2 separate regions of the Homo sapiens genome follow, and region 1 is linked to region 2. A link is an interaction called in ENCODE POLR2A ChIA-PET data of the cell type or tissue named here. Cell type or tissue: GM12878. All regions are shown on one strand. Each heading gives the region's core, and the rest is flanking DNA. Links, peaks and the distances in the headings are about the cores only.

What was found. Peaks named below come from ENCODE experiments on the same cell type or tissue, not always from the same donor. Only the 100,000 strongest peaks of a DNase experiment are listed, where the experiment ranks them.
Region 1: POLR2A ChIA-PET joins it to region 2 with 5 read pairs; 1 of 35 experiments calls an interaction of 5 or more read pairs at or near these places.

What each region holds. Positions count from the first base shown.
Region 1 is chrX:130,157,222-130,160,509 of GRCh38, forward strand. All of the region lies in intron 1 of AIFM1 (apoptosis inducing factor mitochondria associated 1), which reads right to left. It also overlaps a transcript of RAB33A not described here. Among named protein-coding and RNA genes, the nearest start is that of AIFM1, 7.0 kb to the right of the region's middle. In GM12878, for the core only: no CTCF peak of the experiment used is centred there; no DNase peak of the experiment used is centred there; H3K27ac peaks cover 473 bases.
Region 2 is chrX:129,771,464-129,774,751 of GRCh38, forward strand. No RefSeq gene overlaps it. Among named protein-coding and RNA genes, the nearest start is that of SASH3, 6.8 kb to the right of the region's middle. RefSeq lists an enhancer at 1,685-1,984. In GM12878, for the core only: a CTCF peak has its summit at 1,557 (motif pointing right); a DNase peak (open chromatin) is centred at 1,608; H3K27ac peaks cover 2,500 bases.

The DNA.
Region 1 (3,288 bases), core at 362-2,861, 390 kb after region 2:
AACTCCTTGACTCTTACTCCTCCAAAATAATACAAAGGTTATTTTGACGTAAAACTATGCAGAGCTATGTAATGATGTGATGATCATAACAGCACCTGTACATAGAAATATAAGAGTTCTGTAGATTTCTTTTTCTAGGGAGACGCTGACATTTTCAGATAAAGGAAGGTCTCAGTCTCTGATTATTCTGTGATTACTCCTCGTGTTTGTTGACTATCAACCTAGAGCAGCAAATTTTTTCTGCAAAGAACCAGATGGTAAATATTTTCAGCTTTCTGGGCCATTTGGTGTCTGCTGCAACTACTCAATTCCACTGATGCTGCATAAAAGCAGCCAAAGACAATACATAAATGAATGGATGTGGCCATGTTCCAATAAAACTTTATGGACACTGAAGTTTAAATTTTATATAATTTTCATGTGTCACGAAATTCTTTTTTTTTTCAGCCGTTTAAAAAATGTAGGTCAGGCGTGGTGGCTCACGCCTGTAATCCCAGCACTTTGGGAGGCCTAGGTGGGCAGATCACGAGGTCAAGAGATCGAGACCATCCTGGCCAACATGGTGAAACCCCGTTAAAAATTAGCTGGGCAGGTGTGGTGGGGCATGCTTGTAGTCCCAGCTACTCGGGAGGCTGAGGCAGGAGAATCGCTTGAACCCGGGAGGCGGAGGTTGCAGTGAGCCGAGATCGCACCACTGCACTCCAGCCTGGCAACAGAGTGAGACTCCGTCTCAAAAAAAAAAAAAAAGAAAAGAAAAAAGACCAGGTGCAGTGGCTCACGCCTGTAATCCCAGCACTTTGGAAGGCCGAGGAGGGTGAATCACCTGAGGTTGGGAGTTAGAGACCAGCCTGACCAACATGGAGAAACCCTGTTTCTACTAAAAATACAAAAAATTAGCCGGGCGTGGTGGCTTATGCCTATAATCCCAGCTACTCGGGAGGCTGAGGCAGGAGAATAGCTTGAACCCAGGAGGCGGAGGTTGCAGTGAGCCGAGATTGTGCCATCGCACTCCAGACTGGGCAACGAGAGCGAAACTCCATTTCAAAGAAAAAAAAAGAGAAAAAGAAAAAAGAAAAAAAATGCAAAACCCACTCATGGCTCCTGGGGCATACAAAAGCAGGTGACTGACTGGCTTTGGCCTGTGGCTGTAGTTGGCAGACCCCGATCTAGAGCAGTGGTTTTCAAACTTGAGAGTGTATCCCAATGCCCTGAAGGTTTTATAAAACAAAGCTGGCCAGGCCCCAGGCCCAGAGGTTCTGATTCAATAGATCTGGGATGGGGCTCAAGAATGTGCATTTCTAACAAGTTCCCAGGGGATGCTGCTGTTGCTGCTGCTGCTGTTAGGGTGGGGACCACACATTGAGAACCATCTGTCTAGAGCAGGTATATCCTATCTTTTGGCTTCCCCGAGCCACATGGGAAGAAGAAGAATTGTCCTGGGCCACATATAAAATACACTAACACTAACCATAGCTGATGAGCTAAAAAAAAAAAAAAAAAAAAAAAAAAAATCGCAAAAAAATCTCATAATGTTTTAAGAAAGTTTACAAATTTGTGTTGGGCTGCAGGTTGGACAAGCTTAGTCTAGAGGCTGATACTTATGTCCCTGTCCTGTCTAGGCTTTAAAAGACAAACAGAATGGACACTGGTAGTAGCATCCCATGTATACTTGCAGAGATTAGAGAAGGAATTTCCCCCTTGCTTTCATAACGTTAGGCCACAGACGGGTAAAAACAAGCCCAATGTGGATCTGTGGTCTCTCATCTGAAATCCTGGGGACCATGTATAATTTGGAACTTTGAATTATCTGGTCTTAAGTATATGGGGCATATACCACATAGTGACACCTAGCAAGGTAAAGGGCAGCAATTCATAGTTAAACATATTAATATGACCAATCACGCTAAGTGATATTTTAAAAAGATTATAAAGTAGCCTCTCTCCAGTTCAGGTCAGGTTTTACTGGCAAATGAGTTATGAAAACTTGATAGTCTTAAATTTTGGTCATTCTACAATTTCAATTTCTGAATTACAGATAAGAGACTTTAGATCTACACTCTTAGAAAAGGAAATGTATTTTTCTTTACTGTTCTTCTTACCTGCTTTTAGAACTCTTCATCACCACATGAAATAAAATGGTTGAGATTTGGAAATAATGACAAATCATGAAAATAAAAACGTGAGCGGGGCAGAAACTTATCTCAATCTGGGCAAGCTTTTGATTTTCAGAAGCTTACAAAAATAATGAACCATCAGAAGTAGAAAGTGGTAACTCTCAGAGCTTAGAAAATGAAACTGGTTAGGAAAAGTTCCATGTGATTTAGTTCAATGAATTTAGTTTGTCCTCCACCTCTACCCCTGGTTCATTTACTAAAAATAAATTTTTTTTGTTTTTGTTTTTCTTTTTTTTAATTCTGTTTATTCCTCCAGAAGACCCTAAATACAGACATTATAACAAATTTGTTTTAATATCATACTCATGTTTATTCTCCTTCTGCTTGCTTTTCACAAACTGATAATACTAACAGTGTAGATTTAGGAAAGTTCAGCAGCTTTTGTCTCAATTTGCCAAAAAAAAAAGAAAAAAGCATTTAAAAGTAAATGGACTTTTTTTTTTTGAGACAGGGTCTCACTCTGTCCCCAAGCTGGAGTGCAGTGGCACAATCTCGGCTCACTGCAACCTATGCTTCCTGGGCTCAAGCCATTCACCAGCCTCAGCCTCCTGTGTAGCTGGGACTACAGGCGTGAGCCACCAACGCCCAGCTAATTTTTCTATTTTTTGTAGATACGAGGTTTCACCATGTTGTCCAGGCTGGAAAAGTAAATTGACTTTAAAAAAAAGTAAACTGGTTAATATTTAAACTACTGCTTGAAAAGAAATGTAATACACTACTCTCATTAATAAACCAACTTTTAAAACTTTTTATATACCTACAAAGTGACTTTAATTTTGTAAAATGTACTAAGTATTGTTTGCTTACATTCCCCCTCCCCACATTTTCTTTTCCCTATGAAATTCCTCCCAAACCTTTCTCCCCATAGCTTCAAAATTTTAGGAAATATTACATCGTGACTGAAACATGCCTTTTCACTTGTCTTACTAACATGGAAAAGCCAACTTACTCCTTGACTTTTCATCATGGCAGCAGTTTACTTATTTTAGGTTTTCTGCAGTCAGACCACACATACAATGCAATTTCTTCCTCACACTTAGGATTTCATTCTTAAGAAGCCAGTTTGACCTGTGCAACAGCGCCAGACGACACACAGATGTTTGCTCAATAAATA
Region 2 (3,288 bases), core at 333-2,832:
GAATCTCCCATGCTGCCTTCTTGGTGAGGTTACAGCGAGAGGCTCATGAGACCCGGATGTGGCAGCACTCTAAACCAGGAAGCCACACAGACAAGAAATGATATTGCTGTTATTTGCCCAGCACAAGTTCAATTCAGCTTCACCTTTGCAGGTAGGTAAGAAAAAGGTCTGGAACCCAAGTTTTATATATAAATAGCCAAAATTAGAAAGGCTCTAGAGCAAACATCTAATTTACGTCTTTCCAACTATGCTCCCGGGAGCCTGAGATGCCTCAGAAACACCACAGGGGCTGTCGAGGAAAACAGAGCTGCTGCACGAAGTAGCCCTGACGGGCTTCCCGTAAAATTGTACTTGAAGTAGTTGCAGGGCCAGCTTCACGGGTGTAGGACCTGTGCAGTCCCTCAAGACTTTGTGCTTACAAGGGCCCCATGCTTGGTTTAATGCTCGCCTGTCACTGTCTCAAAATTCTTGATAATTTTTAAGCAAGAGGCACCGGGCATTTTCATTTTGCACAAGGCCCGCAAAATTCAAGAGCCAATCCTGAATAGGAGCTCCATGACCAAACACACACACACACACACACACACACACACACACACACACACACACACAAAACCTGGTGCAGTCCTTTCAGTGTACAGATGGGAAAACTTCAACAGCAACCCAGGAAGAGGAAGGGACTTGTCCAAGGTCACACAGTCCAGTGGGGCCAGAGCAAGGACTAAATCCGCAGCATACTGACTCAGCTCCACAATGGCTCCGCTCTCGCTTTCAGTGTGTGCTTCTGTCACTCCCTTACTGCCTCTAATGACCCACTGAGGCCCAAGGAGACCTGTTGAAGGTCACACAGCTGTGACAACAATGGTGACGGCGGTGTTGAGCCACGTTCCTTCAAGCTTCAAATCTGAATAGAAAAGGGCATAGGTAAGATGATAGGTAGATAGGTACATACACAAATCATCTAAATAGCTCCTTTTGTTTTTTGTTTTTTTTTTTAGAGAGAGGGTCTTGCTCTGTCACCCAGGCTGGAGAGCAATGGCACCATCATAGCTCACCGTAACCTTGAAATCCTGGGCTCAAGTGCTTCTCCCGCCTCAGCCTCCTGATTAGCTAGGACTACAGGCATGCACCGCCATGCCCGATTAATTTTTTTTTTAATTTTTATTTTATAGAGATGATGTCTATGTTGCCTAGGCTGGTCTCAAATTTCTGGCCTCAAGCAATCCTCCTGCCTTGGCCTCCCAAAGTGCTGGGATTACAGGTGTGAGACAATAGTTCATTTTTTAAAATGATAACTAACTCAGCCTTTGCTGGTTTGCCAGTCAGCTGGTTCCAGCTGTGTGTGAGTTGGGACCTCAGAAGGGGCTGGGCTGGCTACTCTTCAGCCAGCTAAACCACGTCAGCAGTGAATTTTACCAACTCACTGGGTGCTTCCTCAAATCAGTGGTTGGGCACTCTTGGCACCAAAAAATATATATATATAGAAGTGCGAAAGATTCAGTAGCAACCGTTTCCTCCCTGTCCGTCCCTGCTCCTCATGGCTCGTCACAGCCAGGAGGGGGAGGTGCTCCCCAAACCCCAAGCCAGCTAGCCTTTGCCCAGAGGCCGGCCCATCTCTTCACTTCCTTGTTTCTTTGTGAAACAGGAACTGAGCAAGCAGCTTAAGTCGGGTAGGATGGGTGGTTGAGAAAGCCCCAGTGGTCCGTGGCAAGTCCACGAAGCTGAAAAGCTGGTTTCTCTCCCAGCGGGTCCCAGGCAGCTTCAGGCCCTCTTGTTTGTCACACCTCTTGTGTTCTAGAACAACTTGGGGTGAGGGATGCACTCTTGACAAGGTGGAGACATAGGATATGGGCCACAGGGTCACGTAGCAGAGATTCAGATGCGGACCTCAAGAGACATAGAAGCAGGTGCCAGGCCGGGCATGGTGGCTCACGCCTATAATCCCAGCTCTTTAGGAGGCCAAGGTGGGTGGATCACCTGAGGTCAGGGGTTCGAGACCAGCCTGGTTTGGCAACATGGTCGGCAACATGGTGAAACCCTGTCTCTACTAAAAATACAAAAAATTAGCTGGGTGTGGTGGCAGGCGCCTGTAATCCCAGCTACTCGGGAGGCTGAGACAGGAGAATCTGGGAGGCGAAGGCTGCAGTGAGCCGAGATCTTGCCACTGCACTCCAGCCTGGGCCACAGAGTGAGACTCTGTCTCAAAAAAAAAAAAAAGAAGAAGAAGAAGATTCCAAGGGGACACTAAGGGAGAAAGCGGCAGCTCCTAACGGTCACCAAGGCCTTCCTGGATTTAGCAAGGGGAGAAACTCCAGGTGGAGTCTGAAGTGAACTGATGTGGAGTCACTCACCAGGTACCCAGCACTTTCCACTAGCTGGGGCACTGGGCTGAGAGCACTCCCTCTATGCATGTCACCTGAGTAGTAACCCTAGTCACACACACCCACAAGAAAGGCCCACATTATCACTGTTACCATCTTCACTAAGGCTCATTGCAGGTGAGGTCACTTGCCCAAGGTTATGCAGCCAGTAGGTGACCATACAACAATCTGAATCCAATCAGGACAACCTGACTCCATTTCTGAGAGGTGTTCTGTTCCTCCTCTTCCCTGGAGCCCTGGACAATTGTCCCCATGGGGGAGGGGCCCACTGATCAGAGAGGTTTGTCCTTGTAACCTTGGGACAGAGATTTATGCAGAGTAGCCCAGCCCCTACTTGTCCCCCATAGAAAGTGCACCCCCCCACCAGTGAGTCATGAGTGTGTTTTAATCTGAGCACCAAAGTCCAGCCTCCTCTTCTGATGGTAATTGACAGAGCTACCAGCAGGTGTTTTTTGTTTTGTTTTGTTTTAAAACCAAGACCTTATCACGAGTTCAGAGTTCCAAAGATCACTGTCTTTCCCTCCCCTCCCATCAGCCCCTGCCACCAGATGCCCACTCTGTGTGTGTTGTATGTGGGCATGAGGAATGGGCGCAAGAGTCACCTGCCCTTGTCTCCTTGCTTTCCTCTGCCCGCCTTCTCCCTCCTGCAATTTTGCTCTTTCTGCCCTCCCTGCCTAAAATGACCACCATTAAATTTGCTAATGGGCCGGGCTACTAAAGTGGGCTTCACCTTGGAAATGTCCAGGTATTTTCAAGAAACTATGTGGCCTCTGCTTGGATATTTCTTTTTCTTTTCTTTTTTTCTTTCTTTTTTTTTTTTTGGTTGTTTTGTTTTGTTTTGTTTTGTTTTGTTTGAGACAGAGTTTCACTCTTGTTGCCCAGCCTGGAGTGCAGTGGCGTGATCTTG